Regions from separate parts of the Homo sapiens genome. Here all the other regions are linked to region 1. The links are chromatin contacts, found by Hi-C or POLR2A ChIA-PET in ENCODE. All regions are on one chromosome and are shown on one strand. The core of a region is the stretch at or near the end of the contact, and the rest is flanking DNA. Distances in the headings are between cores, read along the strand shown. Region 1 overlaps CRADD (CARD and death domain containing adaptor protein). Region 2 has its middle 16 kb from the start of MIR492. Region 3 overlaps TMCC3 (transmembrane and coiled-coil domain family 3). Region 4 overlaps LOC643339 (a long non-coding RNA gene). Region 5 overlaps TMCC3 (transmembrane and coiled-coil domain family 3). Region 6 overlaps LOC643339 (a long non-coding RNA gene).

What was found. Hi-C counts contacts between places; a loop is a spot of excess contacts on that map. ChIA-PET counts read pairs that join two places held with the same protein, here RNA polymerase II (POLR2A). Pooled maps may share reads with other maps.
Region 2: a loop to region 1 is called in a map with no recorded cell type, with 19 times the contacts of the local background. The contact joins two enhancer-like sites. A Hi-C loop is called at or near these places in 3 of 37 single-sample maps with no recorded cell type and 4 of 50 pooled maps.
Region 3: a pooled map shows a loop between it and region 1 (6-fold over the local background). The contact joins two enhancer-like sites. A Hi-C loop is called at or near these places in 2 of 37 single-sample maps with no recorded cell type and 6 of 50 pooled maps. POLR2A ChIA-PET finds 5 or more read pairs at or near these places in 1 of 52 experiments (GM12878).
Region 4: a loop to region 1 is called in a pooled map, with 5 times the contacts of the local background. The contact joins two enhancer-like sites. A Hi-C loop is called at or near these places in 2 of 37 single-sample maps with no recorded cell type and 2 of 50 pooled maps. POLR2A ChIA-PET finds 5 or more read pairs at or near these places in 1 of 52 experiments (T-cell).
Region 5: a loop to region 1 is called in a pooled map, with 4 times the contacts of the local background. The contact joins two enhancer-like sites. A Hi-C loop is called at or near these places in 1 of 50 pooled maps. POLR2A ChIA-PET finds 5 or more read pairs at or near these places in 2 of 52 experiments (GM12878 and activated CD8-positive, alpha-beta memory T cell).
Region 6: a map with no recorded cell type shows a loop between it and region 1 (9-fold over the local background). The contact joins two enhancer-like sites. A Hi-C loop is called at or near these places in 2 of 37 single-sample maps with no recorded cell type and 3 of 50 pooled maps.

Annotation. Positions count from the first base shown.
Region 1 is chr12:93,847,382-93,850,203 of GRCh38, forward strand. It overlaps CRADD (CARD and death domain containing adaptor protein), which reads left to right. Exons shown (of 3, transcript NM_003805.5): 3 at 2,589-2,822. Among named protein-coding and RNA genes, the nearest start is that of CRADD-AS1, 110 kb to the left of the region's middle. RefSeq lists a silencer at 613-662 and an enhancer at 1,579-1,678. Within about 2 kb of position 1,475, at least 11 of the 41 ENCODE cell types and tissues checked have a DNase peak (open chromatin) inside an H3K27ac peak, as active enhancers do.
Region 2 is chr12:94,816,842-94,819,663 of GRCh38, forward strand. No RefSeq gene overlaps it. Among named protein-coding and RNA genes, the nearest start is that of MIR492, 16 kb to the right of the region's middle. RefSeq lists an enhancer at 1,200-1,719. Within about 2 kb of position 1,355, at least 3 of the 41 ENCODE cell types and tissues checked have a DNase peak (open chromatin) inside an H3K27ac peak, as active enhancers do.
Region 3 is chr12:94,638,967-94,641,788 of GRCh38, forward strand. All of the region lies in intron 1 of TMCC3 (transmembrane and coiled-coil domain family 3), which reads right to left. Among named protein-coding and RNA genes, the nearest start is that of TMCC3, 10 kb to the right of the region's middle. RefSeq lists an enhancer at 1,560-1,639. Within about 2 kb of position 1,390, at least 5 of the 41 ENCODE cell types and tissues checked have a DNase peak (open chromatin) inside an H3K27ac peak, as active enhancers do.
Region 4 is chr12:93,060,505-93,063,326 of GRCh38, forward strand. All of the region lies in intron 3 of LOC643339 (a long non-coding RNA gene), which reads right to left. Among named protein-coding and RNA genes, the nearest start is that of LINC02413, 71 kb to the left of the region's middle. RefSeq lists an enhancer at 1-4. Within about 2 kb of position 1,452, at least 10 of the 41 ENCODE cell types and tissues checked have a DNase peak (open chromatin) inside an H3K27ac peak, as active enhancers do.
Region 5 is chr12:94,620,487-94,623,308 of GRCh38, forward strand. The region is part of intron 1 of TMCC3 (transmembrane and coiled-coil domain family 3); the gene reads right to left. Among named protein-coding and RNA genes, the nearest start is that of TMCC3, 29 kb to the right of the region's middle. RefSeq lists enhancers at 777-896, 1,237-1,556. Within about 2 kb of position 1,350, at least 13 of the 41 ENCODE cell types and tissues checked have a DNase peak (open chromatin) inside an H3K27ac peak, as active enhancers do.
Region 6 is chr12:93,242,791-93,245,612 of GRCh38, forward strand. All of the region lies in intron 2 of LOC643339 (a long non-coding RNA gene), which reads right to left. Among named protein-coding and RNA genes, the nearest start is that of LINC02412, 70 kb to the left of the region's middle. RefSeq lists an enhancer at 912-1,171. Within about 2 kb of position 1,466, at least 16 of the 41 ENCODE cell types and tissues checked have a DNase peak (open chromatin) inside an H3K27ac peak, as active enhancers do.

The DNA of each region.
Region 1 (2,822 bases), core at 225-2,724:
TAAAAATAATATAAAATTGTTCTCTAAATATTAAGTTATTATTCCAGTGAAGGCAATAAGCAGGATGCCTTGACCTGAAAGAAGTCAAGAGACTATGGCAGTCATGAGCATTGCTTGAAAAAAAAAAAAAAAAAAAAAAACCTCCCTGTGATGAAATTGACCCAAATGACTCAAATCAGAAGAACAGACCCAGGAGTAGAAAAGCCACAGATGAAGAACAGTAACAACAGCAACAACAACAAAACACTGGTGAGCATTCAACCATTACAATGCCACCTTAGGACTAAACAATGGGGCAAGGGGGCATGGATGATTGTTAAAGAAATGTATAACTATTAGGCATCTGGCAAAATAAAAATTATGTAAGTGAAAAAAAATCAAGTGTGAGGAAGTGGAGAGGAAATGTAAAGTAATTATAGAGTATTTCTATAAAAACATGCAGTTAACCCTTGAGTTTTCGTAACTTTTTTCTGTGCATTAAATTGTGTGTGTGTATGTTTTCAAGTATGTTAACTTGTAACCGCTGGTCAGAATGTCATTTTGTTTCACTTCTGCTTTTTCTTCTGTTACATCCAAACAAAATTACATAGCTCTTACTGGAAAGAAAAGGTCATATGTTATCATTTTAAATGAACCCATTACCCTCTATCTAGCCTTCTACCAGTGTATGTGCATACAGAGATATCCAGAATGATGGTCACCAACTGTAAACACAATAGCGGGATATTGGATGATTTCTTTTCTTCTTTGCGCTGTTTTCTGTTGCTTTATTTTTTTTTTAATGAGCCTATGTTTTTATACAAGCCGTAAAATCATTGCTGTTAATCTCAACTATTGATCAGTAGTGTCATCAGTATTCTAATTGCGTCATAGTCATTGTTTTTTAAATTGTAGTGTTGACAAACACCAGAAAGAGCCCTTGACAATATTTTTGCAACTCATCTCTAAGGTGCTGGCCGCTGCCCAGAGGCCAAAGACATGGGCTGTGGAAAACATCAGCTCTTGTAATAAGGTGCCTTTGCCTTCTTATTGAATCATAAATCAAAACACAATAGTGGACTGATGAGCATGAAGTAGACTGACCTGAATCCCTGTGATGCTGATGGATGGGAGTATAGTGTACTGTGCTGTCAAACAAATGTCTGAACCTAGCAAATGACTTTGGATGTTTGGAGTCCGTCTCAATCTCTGCACTTGGCTGCTGTGAGTGCCTTTCACTTCCTCCATTGCGATTCTCCTGCCTCTGGGCCTTTGCACATGCAATTCTCTCTTCTCGAGATGCGCCACGCCCTGTTCCTCCTTCATCACCCAGCTCCTCCTCCTAGTGTTCAGGGCTTAGCTTTAGCCTCCTTCCCCTGGAAGGCCTTCCCTAATGAAGTTAGGAGCTCCTCTGTATAACCAAAGGCACTGCTCACTGGTTTTGCTGGGCACATTTATAACCATTCACTCAATGTCATGCTTCTTAGCAGACTGGCCTCAGGCAAATAAGAATCTAGTTCAGGAAGTGTAAGGTCAGATTTCCTCGTTGCCCCGTCTCATACTTCCTGTTCCTCTTCTGGGCTCTGCCAGAACGGTAACTCCACTCTTGTGGCCTCTGCTATGAACAAACCCCGCTCTCTTCCCTTCCTGCTACCCTATGGCCTCTTAGGTTTATTTTGTTCTCAGCAGCCCTCTTGGCTCTGGCTTCTGTTAGCAGCTACACGTTTTCTCGGTAATATTTCAAGTTCAACCTCATCGGCGAGGGTAGCTGTTTGGTTTAGCCTTTGTCCTCTAGCACGTGCCTTTCCTGCAGGGAGGGGCATTCCCAGCCTTGGAACAGGCCCCATCACTAAGGCCACAGACAGTGCCAGAGGGAGCTGGGGTCTGTGCAGCCATTCTTGAATTCCCCCAGAATGCCTTGCCTGGCCTTGAGTAAAAGGGATAGAAGTGAAAAAAGCCTGTTACAAAGCAGCATGTACGAGGTAACCCTTCATGTGTGTTTTATATATCAAAGAAAATAGACTAGTTATTATCAATGAGTTTTTCTGGTGGGATTTCTAGTTATTTTTATTTTGTTGCTTTCAAAGTTTCTGTAACAGGCAGGGTGCTGTGGCTCACGCCTGTAATCCTAGCACTTTGGGAGGCCAAGGCAGGTGGATCACCTGAGGTCAGGAGTTCAAGACCAGCCTGGCCAACATGGTGAAACCCTGTCTCTGCTAAAAATACAAAAATTAGCTGGGCATGGTGGCAGTTGCCTGTAATCCCAGCTACTTGGGAGGCTGAAACAGGAGAATCACTTCAACCCAGGAGGTGGAGTTTGTAGTGAGCCAACATCATGCCATTGCTCTCCAGCCTGGGTGACAGAGTGAAACACCGTCTCAAAAAAAAAAAAAAAAAAAGTTTCTGTAAAAACATTTTCACAGATACTTAACAGCATTGAAGCCCTGAATCATGGCGTTGTACAGAGCAGCCCCCAGGAAGAAGACAAGAGCCAATTGGCTCTGCCATTTGGAAGCATTGCCTTCTTCTCCCCACGATTCTCATTTCTGCCCCCAAATGATGTGTTTGTTGCCTTGCTCATTTCACCGGGGTGTCTTTTTCCTCCTCAGGTGACAGATTGACTGGGATCCCCTCGCACATCCTCAACAGCTCCCCATCAGACCGGCAGATTAACCAGCTGGCCCAGAGGCTGGGCCCTGAGTGGGAGCCCATGGTGCTGTCTCTGGGACTGTCCCAGACGGATATCTACCGCTGTAAGGCCAACCACCCCCACAACGTGCAGTCGCAGGTGGTGGAGGCCTTCATCCGTTGGCGGCAGCGCTTCGGGAAGCAGGCCACCTTCC
Region 2 (2,822 bases), core at 105-2,604, 970 kb after region 1:
AACATAGTGAAAACCCATCTCTGCTAAAAATACAAAGATTAGCCGGGTGTGGTGGCTGGGGCCTGGAACCCCACCTACTTAGGAGGCTGAGGCACAAGAATTGCTTGAACCTGGGAGGCGGGCCATGAGCCTAGATCGCACCACTGCACTCCAGCTTGGATCACAGAGCGAGACTGTCTCAAAAAAAAAAAAAAAAAAAAAAAAAAAAGAAAGAACTTACTGTAAAATCTGCTTTGCTTTGTTACTCACTCTTATGAATACAGAGCCAATCACTGGTTCTAGCCTCACTATTATGCTATATTAAGGGAGGAGACCACCCCTCATATTGTCTTACACCCAATTTCTGCCTCCAAATAAAGAAGTAAAAACTAAAAGGCAGAAATGAAATCCACAGGCAGACAGCCCAGCGCTGAGCCCTGGGCCTGGTAGTTAAAGATCGACCCCTAACCTAAGCGGTTATGTCATCTATAGATTCCAGACATTATATGGAAAAGCATTGTGAAAATCCCTGTCCTGTTCCGTTCTGATTACCAGTGCATGCAGCCCCCAGTCACGTACTCCCAGCTTGCTCAATCGATCACGATCCTCTCACGCGGACCCCCTTAGAGTTGTAAGCCCTTAAAAGGGACAGGAATTGCTCACTTGGGGAGCTCAGTTGTTGGAGACGTGAGTCTTGCCGACGCTCCCAGCCGAATAAAGCCCTTCCTTAACTCGGTGTCTGAGGGGTTTTGTCTGCAGCTCGTCCTGCTACAATATTACTGTATATATGTAAAATATGCTATATTACTATATTTTCTCATTTATAAAGTGGGAGTAAAAATAACAGCTACCTCATTGCATTTTTGTGAGGATTAAATTAGTTAACACATGTATAATAGTTATGGGACATAGTGACCACTTAAGAAATGTTAGCTAGTATTATTGTTGTTGTTACCAGGCACTGTTCTGGCTAACATTCTATTAGACCAAGTTAAATATTAGTTCATTTAGTTAATCTGCCCAGAAAAGTATTAATAGAAGCAAGTTGCCCATATAACCTGTCCCCTTGACAACAAAATTTGCCTTCTGAAAGCCATTAATGGATTCTCAAGGTACAAGAATTGCCTATGAATTGTTTACTTTTTAGAATATGATTTCCCCTTGAGGCAGAATATATATTTAACAGGTCCTAAATGTATACCAGAAAGAACTGAATCGCCAGCTTCACTAACAGGTTTCTCTAAAAAGAAAATCAGACAGCAATTTTACCTTCTGTTCAGGCCAGATGATGTTCCTAATCCTGCAAGGTCTGGGGTACTTTCATCTGATAAGAGCCCATGAGCTTCTGAGAGCTTCAAATGACTACTACTTAGGTTAAAAATAAGCACCGAGAAACAAAAACTGAGAAACAAAAGCAGAAGTATTTCTAAAATTGCTCTCTTCGCACTGTCTCGCTGCGGGTACTTTCCTGTCTCTCAGATCACTGACCTTCAGTCCAGCAATTTCCAGTGTCCTGCAGGCTGCTGATCCCAAGATGCTCAGCCACACAAAGGTGTTGCGGCCAAGTAAGGTTGGGGAACCCATACTATACTCCCTTTTGCCACAATACCTTTTTAACCAGACTCCTTTTGTGATAGTAGGTAGCTAGTTAGACCTGAGCAGGGCAGAAGAGGGCTCCCCTGCCCCACTCCAGGAGTGTCAGGCAACCACTGAGGTCAGGCAGTTGTTAACTGTCTCTCTAAAATAATAATTGGGCCGGGCACGGTGGCTCACACCTGTAATCCCAGCACTTTGGGAGGCTGAGGCAGGCGGATCTCTTGAGGTCTGGAGTTTGAGACCAGCTTGGCCAACACAGTGAAACCCCATCTCTAATAAAAATACAAAAATTGGCAGGGCATGGTTGCGGGCACCTGTAATCCCAGCTTCCCCGGGAGCCTGAGGCAGGAGAATCGCTTGAACCTGGGAGGCGGAGGTTGCAGTGAGCCGAGATCGCACCACTGCACTCCAGCCTAGGCTACAGAGCGAGAATCTAAATAAAAGAATAAAATAAAATAAAATAATAATTGGTCACAGCCAGCACCAGAGAAAGGCAGTCTCCCAATAGATAGAAACACCTGAAGCTGGGAATCAGCAGTTTCCTGATAAGATCTCAGGAGTTGGGCCAGTGGGCTCAAGCAAAAAAGAGGCAAAATGGCAAAGTTTAACTGGTATATGACCTTCTAGGAACATTCAACTGGTAAGAGAAGAATGCCTCGAGTGAGCATGCGTACAACTCCAGTAAACATACCGTGCATGCATCACTCCTAAGTGCTGGCAGCCACTGCGGATGCGGAGAGCCCACCCAAGGGAAGAATCAGGAGACAAGGGACACAAGCTCCTGGAAATATGACAACATATAAAATCCCAAGTCAATGGGGAATCCATGCACTTGATCTCTCCAGTCACCCCCTTGGCCCTCTTCCAAGTTCACTTCCTTTCATTCCTGCTGTAAAGCTTTTGAATAAACTTTCATTCCTCTAAAACTTGCCTTGGTCTCTGTGTCAAATATTTTCTTCTGAAGAGGGAAGAATTGAGGTTGCTGCAGACCTGTATGGACTCACCACTGCTAACACCTTTTTCAAGGAATATCTACTAGAATCTAGGTGTTGGAAATGCTGAAATAGTCTAAACTAACCAATTATTTCCACCTTAAAATGACTGTAGGCTCATTCACCTGGCCTGGCAAAGTCAGCACTTACTTAAAAGCAGATGGGAGAGAATGTTGACCCTATACATACCCACAGTCCCTGATCAACATACATTTTCATGAAGAGGTATATCTTGGATCAAGTCAAAAAGAAACT
Region 3 (2,822 bases), core at 140-2,639, 790 kb after region 1:
CATACACATCTTAATTAGGTTCAACTTTACTTTAGAAAAACATGTAACTCAAATTTCTTCTCCACCCACTATCTGTCCTTGCCTGAAATTCCCAAAGAATTCATATTTTCTGGATGTTCCACTCTTCGGCCTATCGTCATCCATTACCTCAGTTTCTCCCAGGTCATGGTCGTCAGAAGACTAAAGAGGAAATAATACAGAGAGAAGCAAGCTCAGCTCATTTCCAAGCTCCTTCAAGTATTTCCACCTAGATGAGACTGCCTTTGACTTATCAGATTGGGCTTCTGTTCATCCCAGTAACAATCATTTATATTGAATTAAATCAATTGATGAGGCCGAGTATGGTGGCTCACTCCTATAATCCCAGCACTTTGGGAGGGTGAGGCAGGTGGATCACTTGAGGCCAGGAGTTTGAGACCATCTCAGCCAAAATGGCGAAACCCCATCTCTACCAAAAATACAAAAAAATTAGCTGGCATGGTGGTGGGCACCTGTAGTTCCAGCTACTGGGGAGGCTGAGGCAGAATTGCTTGAACCTGGGAGGCGGAGGCTGCAGTGAGCCAAGACTGCACCACTACACTCCAGCCTGGGCAACAGAACGAGACTCTATCTCATAAATAAATAAGTAAATAAATAAATTGATGAGTACCTCATTTGGTATACAAGGATTTAAGATAGATTACAGGAAACACATATATGTAAACACACACACACACACACACACACACACACACACACATTGAAACCAGGCCAGAAAAAAATATAAATTAGAAAAGGAAGCCAAAATCAAGAGGTAAGAAAAAAAAAAAAAAAAGAAGAAGAAAAGAAAAAGAAGCAGGCTATAAAAATCTCACTCGGTTCTGCTGAAATTTGGATCTGGGTTCCTGTTGGCCAAAATAAAAAAGGAAAACACTCACTAACTCAAATTTTCACAACCCATGAGTGGGAAAAATGTTTCTAAGCATCTTCTAGACCATGGGTCTAAAGATAAATATTTCATGAAGGAACGAAAGGAGATGATACATTAAGACCAGGGTTTTCCTAGATGATTCTGAATTATTTTAGGTGACATAAGACAAAAGCATTAAATAACATAGAATCACAGTGAGCGAGTTATTTCCTTTTCAATCCTCAATCCAATTCAGTTGATTCAGTCCAGGAAAAGTCTTTGGTGCTAAAAACTTTCTAACATTGCTCCAACACTTGCTAACTAGTTTTGTTGAGACAGGGTCTCGCCATCACCCAGGTTGGAGTGCACTGATGCAATCAAGGCTCACTGCAGCCTCACCCCTCCCACCTCACCCCTCCCAGGGCTCAGGTGATCCTCCCACCTCAGCCTCCTGAGTAGCTGAGAGCATATGTATGCATCACCAAGTCCAGCTAATTTTTGTATCTTTTGTAGAGATGGGGTTTGGCCATGTTGCTCAGGCTGGTCTCAAACTCCTGGGCTTAAGCAATCCACCCACCTTGGCCTCCCACAGTGCTGGGAATACAGGCGTGAGCCACCACACCCAGTGCTAATCTACTTCTTAATCTGCTGCTGGGAGGCCTCAAACTCAGAAGATATATAGCTAGAATAATGACACTGATACTTTGAAAATAAATGTAAGTTTTAAGGAGATAACTGATTTAGAAATATCAAGCAAATAACAGTGCAGGTGGTATGAGGCTGTGTGTCGTAGATGTGGGAATGACTGAACTTTGGGAAACTGCGGTAGACCACGAATGACTCAAACTCAGAACAACAAATGTTGTAATGGGTTTCCCAACACCGCTTCTAATGGCTGCTCACAAAGCCGCTAAGTGAAAGAGCTGACGTTCAAGTTTCACTCCAGAGTCCATTTCCTGATGCTTCACTCTGTTGCTCAAATCCAGAGGTAAGCTTAAGAGAGGGATGTTGGGGGCAACGAGGAAAAGACAGATGATCGACATTTAAGAAGTAAACCATTGGGGCCAGGTGCAGTGGCTCATGCCTGTAATCCCAGCACTTTGGGAGGCCAAGGCAGGCAGATCACCTGAGGTCAGGAGTTTGAGACCAGCCTGGTCAACATGGTGAAACCCTGTCTCTACTAAAAATACAAAAATTATCTGGACATGATGGTATGTGCCTGTAATCCCAGCTACTCAGGAGGCTGAGGCAGGAGAATTGCTTGAACCTGGGAGGCAGAGGTTGCAGTCAGCCAAGATGGCACCACTGCACTCCAGCCTGGGTGACAGACCCAGACCCTGTCTCAAAAAAAAAAAGAAAAGAAAAGAAATAAACCACTGGATGCCTGGGTAGGGTGGGGGATTGAGGGAGCAGCTCAGGCATCTGGTTTGCTGACTGGCTGTATGGGAAAAGTATAATATTAACCAGGAATAGAAGGGCGGTTCAAAGAATGAATCTGATATACAGACTTTGAGGTGCCTGTGGAACAAGAGGTAGGTGGAAGTGTCTCATAGGATACAGTAAAAGCCACATTTTACTCCCCGGCTGGGCTCTCAAATTGGCGTGTAAGGCAGAAGTCACACGGGCTTTTTCTAGGGGGACGCTTCACTGGGTATTGCACCAGACATGCTGTCTCTCCATGGGCCATCGGACTCAAGTCCTGTCTTTCCCCTAGTGTTGGAGCAGATAATTGTTTCTTTGGTCAAGGACTAGGTGAAGTTTTAGGCTTGGGTTTAAGGGTTGTGTTATATTGTATGCAAATTTTATATATTGAAAACACTCGGTGCTAGAAGAGACCCTTAAGGCGAGACTCACAGAACGGAGAGCTTTGGAGACCAGGGCAGACTTGGGTTGAATTCTAAGTCAAACGCACAGATGATGAGCTCCATGGCTT
Region 4 (2,822 bases), core at 202-2,701, 790 kb before region 1:
AGGCCTCAAAAAAGAGAAGAAGGAGAGTTGTTTCATGGCTATAGAGTTTCAGATTTGCAAAATGAAAACGTTCTGGAAATCTGTTTCATAATGATGTGAATATACTTAGTACTACTGAAATGTACACTTAAAAATGGTTAAGATGGTAAATTTTATATGTTTTTATAATAAAGAAAAATGAAAACAAAAAGATCATCTAGTATCTCCCCCCTTCCCCTTTACAGGTGACTGAAGTAAAGCCCAGAGAAGGTAAGCGACTTATCCAAGGTCACACAGTTCACGGAGGCAGAATCAGGATCAGAACCTGGGATTCTGACCCCTGCAGTAAGGGTCCGTCCATTACATCCTGCTCTCTATGTGAGGTGCTGAGGTAATGGAAAAGATGACACTGTTGATTTATCAGTAGTGACAGTGACATTCCAATGAACCTGAAAGGGATAAAGATTCTACTCTGCTTATAAATGTTCATGTGCCTGTGCTCTTTCTCCAAATCTCATCAGGATTATTCAAACCAGCAGTCTCTGACAGGCCACAGTGGAAACCTCAAGATATTCACAGCTGCTCTAGTCTGGAGACAGGCCAGAAAGCAGATGAGAGCAGTTTTTCCGTTCCTGGGCTGTTGCCCCTGTAATTTAGAAGTTCCGACACTGGAAAACAAGAAGAACTCAGGGGCTCACTTAAAAGCAAGCTCAGTGTGGGGTCTCCAATGTCGTGCAGGGAAGCTGCTAGTCAAAACTTGCTAATTTGAAATGGGTTCACTGACTCCTTCTTCGGACTCAGGGAATGAAGTCTTTTTTCCCCACTTAGGAGTTTTTCTTCGGCTCCTTATTTCAAATTCCATAAAAGAGACAACAGGAAAAGCTGGCCCTAGCCCAAGAAGCAGAGATGAAAACCAGATCTCTATTTTTGTAAGTGTGATGTCTATAGGTTGCCTTCTATTTTATATCAGAAAGTTCTATTGTTTCCATGGAAACAATGAGTGTGGCTGAGGATCCCTACAGGACCTCAGCACTTTTGGGGCTTGGGTGATTGGTGCTATTGGCTTGGTGATTCCAAAAACCTCCCTAAGTTTCAAAATTTTAAAGCTCAAGCCAACCTTCTCACACCCCTGCTGTGCTCCTCCCATCTCTTTGACACACAGATACCTCATGCATATGGCACTGCTCTGAGCTCTGAAGGTGTTAGGAAAATCCTCCCTGCAGAAATATGACCTGTGATAAAGAACTAAATAAAACATTTTTTGGCAAGAACATTTCTGAAGATCTTTCCAATCCAGAAATATTTTTTTTGTTTTCAGTAACCCTACCAAGGCTGAACCAGGATGCCTATAAAAAGCCTTCTGTGTTCCCCTAAGCACTCTTAATGAATCCTCAGGAAGGATGGAATAAGAGGGGGGTCAGAGACCTGAAGCCCGTGCCAGAGGCTGAGCATGCCAGCTTGGCTTGGTGCACTGGTGGCAGTGCTCAGGGCCCCTGCCTCCTGTCCTCCCATTGGCATGGTCTCAGCCCACACTCCTTAAGGGAATTGGCTGTGCTCCTGGCTTGTCTCGCCTGTGTGTCTGCTAGTTATCGAACAAAGGGTGGGATTACTTCCATGCCCAGTTTCCCAGATGCTCGCAAGCACAGAGCCAAGAATCAGCTGAAACAGAAGGGACAACTGAGCAGAGAAGCCCTCTTGATGAGACTCGGCCACACTTGAGCTGTTGTTCCTGCCACGAGACACACCTGTCATATAAAAGCCAACAAGCCATACAGGAAACATGGTGTGCCTCCTGTTTACAGCCGATCCTAGAAAACAAAAACTTTGCTGAGACAGCACCAAACGTGAAAATGGGGAGACCAGCCAAGGGGCCTGAACCGTGCACAGCCCCTCTCCCTGTTGCATAGACAGGAGGAGGAGTCAAAAGCTAAGAAGGTTTTGCTGCTTCCAGAAGCTGTTCCCTCACCTCCTCCTCTCCTTCACTAGGTATATTTTCCCCAATCTTCAAGGACTAGCTTCAGAGCCTGAAACTCCAGGAGCTGACCCCCTGATAAAACTTTTTACCCCAAAGTAAACGCAGGCAAGATGCTTGCTCCGGGTGGAATGATGGGCACCTCTTGGTTCATGGCTACCTTCTGCAAGCTAAAAGGACCTACAGGGTAGGGGTGCATACTATCCCTGGAAACCGAAACACAAGAAAGTCTCTTAAAACCCCCTTGATCACCCAAATGTCCAGAAGTCATTGGACCATCTGAGGCTCCTCCAGCCCCAATTCCTTCAGGAGCTAATTGCAGAAGAATTTCAAAAACGATCTCTCATCAACTTGTCCAAGGAAACCAGGACTCAATATACCAGAAAGTTGTGAAAATGGGGTGTCCAGTGGGATGACTAGATCCAAGGTTTAGGGAGAATTAGAAGGGAGATAGGAGAATTGAAGAAAGGTAAGGACAAAGAGGAAGATTATTCCAGGGCAAGAGAGAAAAAACCAAAAATATTAATTGGAGTAAATAAGAAAAGTATTAATTGGAGCTGTTTTGAGGGATCCAGAGAGGAAACCATTCCCCTGGCACAAGGTACATGTTTTAAGGGCAAGAGAAAAAAACATATGAAGAGCACTGAGTAAAAGCACTGAATTTTTTTCCTGGCTACTCCTTTGGAAAGAAGAAAGGGGAATTGTGTCCATAATTATGCATTTTTTTTTTTTTTGAGACAGAGTTCACTCTCTTGCCTAGGCTGGAGTGCAGTGGCATCATCTCAGCTCACTGCAACCTCCAGCTCCCAGCTTCAAGCAATTCTTCTGCCTCAGCCTCCCAAAGTAGCTGGGATTACAGGTGTGCACCACC
Region 5 (2,822 bases), core at 100-2,599, 770 kb after region 1:
CATGTTGGCCAGGCTAGTCTTGAACTCCTGACCTCAGGTGATCCATCTGCCTCGGCCTCCCAAAGTGCTGGGATTACAGGCATGAGCTACTGTGCAGGGCCTGTGGAATTTTTTTTTTTTCAAATGAATTCACACTTAAGCTACTTAATAGAAAAAAATGTGAACCTTTATCATTTAGAGCTACTAAACACTTCATTAAACAATATCACTTAATCTTTGCTAAACACGAACTAGAAAAACTAGGCACAAATAGAAACTGTATAGACCAGATATACATTAGAATGGGTCTGCTTTAGCAGTTAATGGTTTAATCATTAACCAGGTCAGGGTATTTTTCTCTAAGGCACTTTATGTGTTGCTGACTCTTCTACAATCTAAGTGGCTCAATGTAAACCATTCCCCTTGTGCTAAACATGCGTGTTTATACTTAAAGTCGATTTCACTGAGGAAATTAGGGTAGGGTCAGTTTGTAAGGTTTTGCCCTAAACCTTAAAAAGAACACAAAATCCTTCAGGTCTTAAGCAAGATTGATGCCCAGGCCCTATGAAGGACACATTGAATCTTCTGTATATTTTTTAACAAGCTCCACAGGTAATTTGGATGTGGCTGGCATTGCCTCGTGCACACCTAAAGTAACCATGCTTAGAAAACGCTGTGTTATCCAAAAGAAACACAGCACAGAGAATTCTATGAACAAACTATTGCAGTACTCTAAGATTTTAAAATAAGTAACTTTCTCAAACACTGATATGGGGTTTAGAGTTAACACTGCGGGTAAGCAAACCCACCAGGCTCTCTCAGTTGACACAGCTCTTCTGGCTCCTTCGAGGAAGTGAGGACCAGTATGTGGAAGAGCCTTTGGGGCTGGTGTTTCTCAAGCTACAGCTTCAGGCAATCTCAGGGACAGAACCTGGACTGTGCATCTGACAGCCGCCTTTCTACCTCCCACCTCCACCCCATTCTTATGTCCAAGTAGTTTGAAACTATTGAGCTAGATCAGTATATCCCGAACACCAAATTGTTAAGAGTGGATGGAGCCCCAGTGATCTTTCCCACTCCCCAGACCAGTGAATCAGGAAATCTCTACTGGAGGTTCTGCAGTACCCCAGGTTCTTTATCTAAACAGGAAAGTTAGGAAACACCAATTTAGGTCAAACTCATTTTAAGATAAGGAAATCAAGGCCCAAGAAGTTTAAGTGATTTCACCAAGGACTTATAGCTGATTAATGATAGCTGGGAGCTGTGAAACCTGGTGAGCTAATTCTTCCCTCTTAGACCAATACTGCTTGTTATATTATGTGTAATCATGAGAGCCCCAGTATCTGTGCAGTTTCTGATTCACCAGGAAGAGGCCCCAAGTGATTAATAAAGCCTGAACCCAGGGGCATGTCAGAACGCACCACTGGTTTAAAGGATGACTGACATGGTAAAGTGTCCAACGTCAACCTGCCCTCGGAATTCTTTCACTTTCAGTATCAGTAGGAGAAATATACAATTGTACATTTCATAGAAAAGTAAACCCAGCCCCACACAGTTAACAACCAGGTGAAGCGGGAACACAGGACAATTCAAAGTTTTCGGATCACACCATTTCTTGGTCAAATATTAGTACCTTCAGCAAAAGACCTCTAATTACCACACACTTTTGGTTATGGCAACAGCCTGCTCCTTACTTTTGGGAGAGAGGAGTACTCCACACCCATGGCCTGAAACCAGGATCTCCAAACCCATCAAAGAGAAACATGGATGGGAAACCAAACCCCCCAAGCTTGGAAAGCATCCAGCAAGCTTTAATTCAGGGAGAGTTCAATCGAGATATAATTGCCTCTAATTGGCCCTCCCACACGATCTCACAACATACAGCTATAATCAGTTCCACAAAGAATATGTTATATTTCTTTTCTCCCTTGAAAAGCCAGAATCCTCTCTTGTTAGGTACTTACCATCACTGTTTTGATTTTTGTAAATATACCGAGACATTAAAAAAGGAAGAATGAATGGGTAAAAGCAAAGAAGTAGATGGATTTCTTTTTTAAAATAAGCACTGATCCCTATGACCTTAATGATAACCCAGTGCGATTCAAATCTGTAATGGAGACTGATGTCGACTCAGGAAACCTTTCTAGTCCAGGGCACATGTGATCCAAAAAACACATTCATCTGGTCGGACATTTTCCATACTCTGATTTTTATCTTTCTTGGCATGCTCAACTCTCCTTTAATAAAGTCACAACCCTTTGTTGCCATGGAACCCAATCAGACACGGAGCCTGTTACTATGACTTCCCTGCAGATATAAAAAAAGACCCAGTGACCAAAAGACCAGCTCTTTCTTAAAAAAAAAAAAAAAATTACAAGGCAAAGAGGCTCCAAAAAAACCTCAACACTTCTGTATTTACTGAAGTTTAATCTTTTATGTAGGCTCACCTGAACTCTTCAGCCAAAGCTAGCTCATGTTTCAGCTGGAACTTTCCAAAGAAAATGATTTTACAAATAAATACCTAGGCAAAGAAGGTAAAAAATATTCTTGGGATATCTTACTTTTCTTCTTCTTCTAGGCAAGCTTTCTGAAATTTGAGTAGCTGTTTAGCAAACATGTGTCAATCAGCAGCTGCCAAATTGCAATATTCATTTCCATCAATACTTAATGTTGCCAAGAGCTCATTATTTCTCTGAAAAGAAAAGATATTCTAAACAATACAATCAATCCTGTGTTCTGGACCTGGACTAAATCTGCAGGAAAAAAAAAAAAAATCTGAGACTAAGCAGAGTGGACTGAGCAGAGCTACTTAAGGGAAGAGAATTAACATTTGTTGAGTGCCT
Region 6 (2,822 bases), core at 216-2,715, 600 kb before region 1:
CAGCTCCGTGGTAATTTTAGGGCTGCCTTGATCTGTGGGCAGGGGAAAATGAAGGAAATGAATTAGCCTGAGTCCTGCCAGCCTTTAAATGAGGATGCCTGTGTGCCCTGAGCTATGCTTAGCTAATTCCAGCCCTTCTCCCCAAAGGGAATGCTGGTCTTTCAATATACTGCCAGGAGTTCCTTAAACCTTTCCCACATCTGTGAACACCAGGCAGAAGTTGTCCAAATGGTCCAAGTTGCTGATCTTTGCTCAAAGGAAGGCCCTGCTGGCATGGACCCCTCAGTTTACAAAGAGGTGGCATCTGACATACTCTGCCCCACTAACAGCTAAAATCCTCATGCTGTTATCTTTCTTGACTGTACCCTTCTGCTAAGATCTCCACTTAAAGGACATTGTTTTGGTCAGCACTCTGACTTGCTTGTTTTGGGTAAAGGAGAGGAAATTGACATTTACTAGACACTTTCTATGCGTCTGATGTCACATAAGACACTTTACATGCTTTATTCCATGTAATTCTAACAAGTGCAAAAAAATCATAATAGCAAATGTTTATCTAGTGTTTCCCATGTACCATGCACTGTTGTAAATGCTTTACATAGTCTCACTCTCTCAAGGCTCAAGGCAACTCTACGTGGTAGATGCTGCTATTACCCCCACTCTATAAATGAGCAAATAGAAGGATAAAGAGGTGAAAATAATTTGTGTAAGGTCACATAGACAGTAGCAGAGCCAGATCGGAACACAGTCACAGTCCATGCATCTAACCACACTACCATTGTCTGCCATTATCTGTCCTGTCAGATGAGAAAACCAAAGCTCAAAGAAGCAGCTCTCTCAAAGGCACACCGGAAGTGGAAGAACTGGTACCAGAACCCATGTCTGTCTACTCCCAAGTCCGTGTTTCTCCTCTAGACCACAGGCTCTCAGAGCATAGTTCCCAGACCAGCAACATCTGTAACAACTGGGAAACTTGTTAGAAATGCAAATTCTTGGCCCCACTCCAGATCTACTAAATCTGAAAGTCTGGCATGGGGCCCAGTCATCTCTATTTTAACAGGACTCCAGGTGATTCCCATGCAGACTAAAGTTTGGGAGGCACTCCTCTACACCATGCTGCCTTCTGTAGAGCACTGAATTTTGATTTTACCGGCAAGGACTAGAGATAGTGCTGTCTAGTGGTTAGAAGCTCTGGGAAGCTAAGAAACAACTTGGTCATGACCCAGCATATTTCACTGTCCTTGACAGTAGACAGGCCAGGGGTTGCTTTTTCCCCCCTTAGCAAATTCATGGAGCAGAAAAAGAACAGCTGCACTGTGGTCAAGAGGAAGACTGGATTCTGTCCTTGGCCATCCTTTACCCTGCTGATCACTTTTCAGATCCAGAGATTCTCAGTGCCTTTCTGTTCAATGTTCTGCTGCTTTTGCCTGCCAGCTTTGTCAGCTCCTACCTGTGACCCTTCTTGTCTTTCAACCCCTCCCACTTCAGGAGGAAGCACTTCTGTGGCAATATGTTCAGCTGATGAGCTGCCCTCCTGGTTCAGATATTGTGCAATGCAAAACATTTCTTAACAATTCCGGAAGCAAACTTTTTTTTTCTCCTTTATTGCTGTCAGGATCAGTTCAGTAGCTACACTAAAGCTTTCACCACTCACTGCTTCACTGAAAAGTTTAAGACCAGAGCGTTCTGCTGAATCAAGCTGTTGTTGAGAGGTTCAGTGTACGTATATAAAACAGAACAATAATTGATTTTTATAGAGGCTGAAAGAAAGTTAAGGAATCTTGGATGGCTCAGGGTGGGAGCTTGAAAGGCTTTTGACTCAGGATGAAGGATCACATGGTCCTCAATTTGTGCTTAATAGCTACAACATGGGGAAAGAGAGAGAGAGAGACACGGTATATAGGGGAAGAAGCTAAGTTAGCGCCAAGCTGAGTATTTTGCAGTCAGGGATCAAAAGGATACTACTTTTAAAAACCATATTTCTTCTTTAACAAACATTAATTCAAGCTCATTGAGTTTCTGTAGGTCATACGTTTCAATCCAGGATCAGCAACACAGAGTGTGTTATTTCACTTTCAATGCTGAGGGTGGGGACCTCCCCCTGCGAGAACATGCTGTATGTTGATTAAAGTTGCAAGGAGAGCTATGAAGGATCTGCCCAAATCTCCTTAATCTCTTTTTCTTCCTTCTTGATAGGTTTCTAGGGATCTGTTGGTTGAATTGTTCTGTGCTTGATATGGAATCTTGGTTTTTATTGGCCCACAGTAAAACTAATTACTACTGGAAAGGGCACCAAATTAAGATTAGCAAGCCTGACTTGATTTATCAAAATGGAATGTATGTATGTAATGGGTGAGTGTGTAGATGTTAGAATCAGGCAGAACACTCCTCAGTTTATGACCTCTCCAAAACCTGGTAGCGGCCGGGCGTGGTGCTCACGCCTGTAATCCCAGCACTTTGGGAGGCTAAGGTGGGCAGGTCATTTGAGGTCAGGAGTTCAAGGCCAGCCTGGCCAACATGGCGAAAACCCATCTCTACTAAAAATACAAAAATTAGCTGGGTGTGGTGGCACATGCCTGCAGTTCCATCTACTCAGGAGGCTGAGGCAGGAGAATCACTTGAACCCGGGAGGCAGAGGTTGCAGTGAGCCGAGATCGTGCCACTGCACTCCTGCCTGGGCAACAGAGCAAGACTCTGTCTCAAAAACAAAACAAACAAACGAAAAAAACCTGGTGGATTATCTTAAGGATTAAGTGGGAAAATACAGGTAATTCCCAACCTGCACAGCTGGGGCATTCAATACTGTTAACTGTTATCAGTGA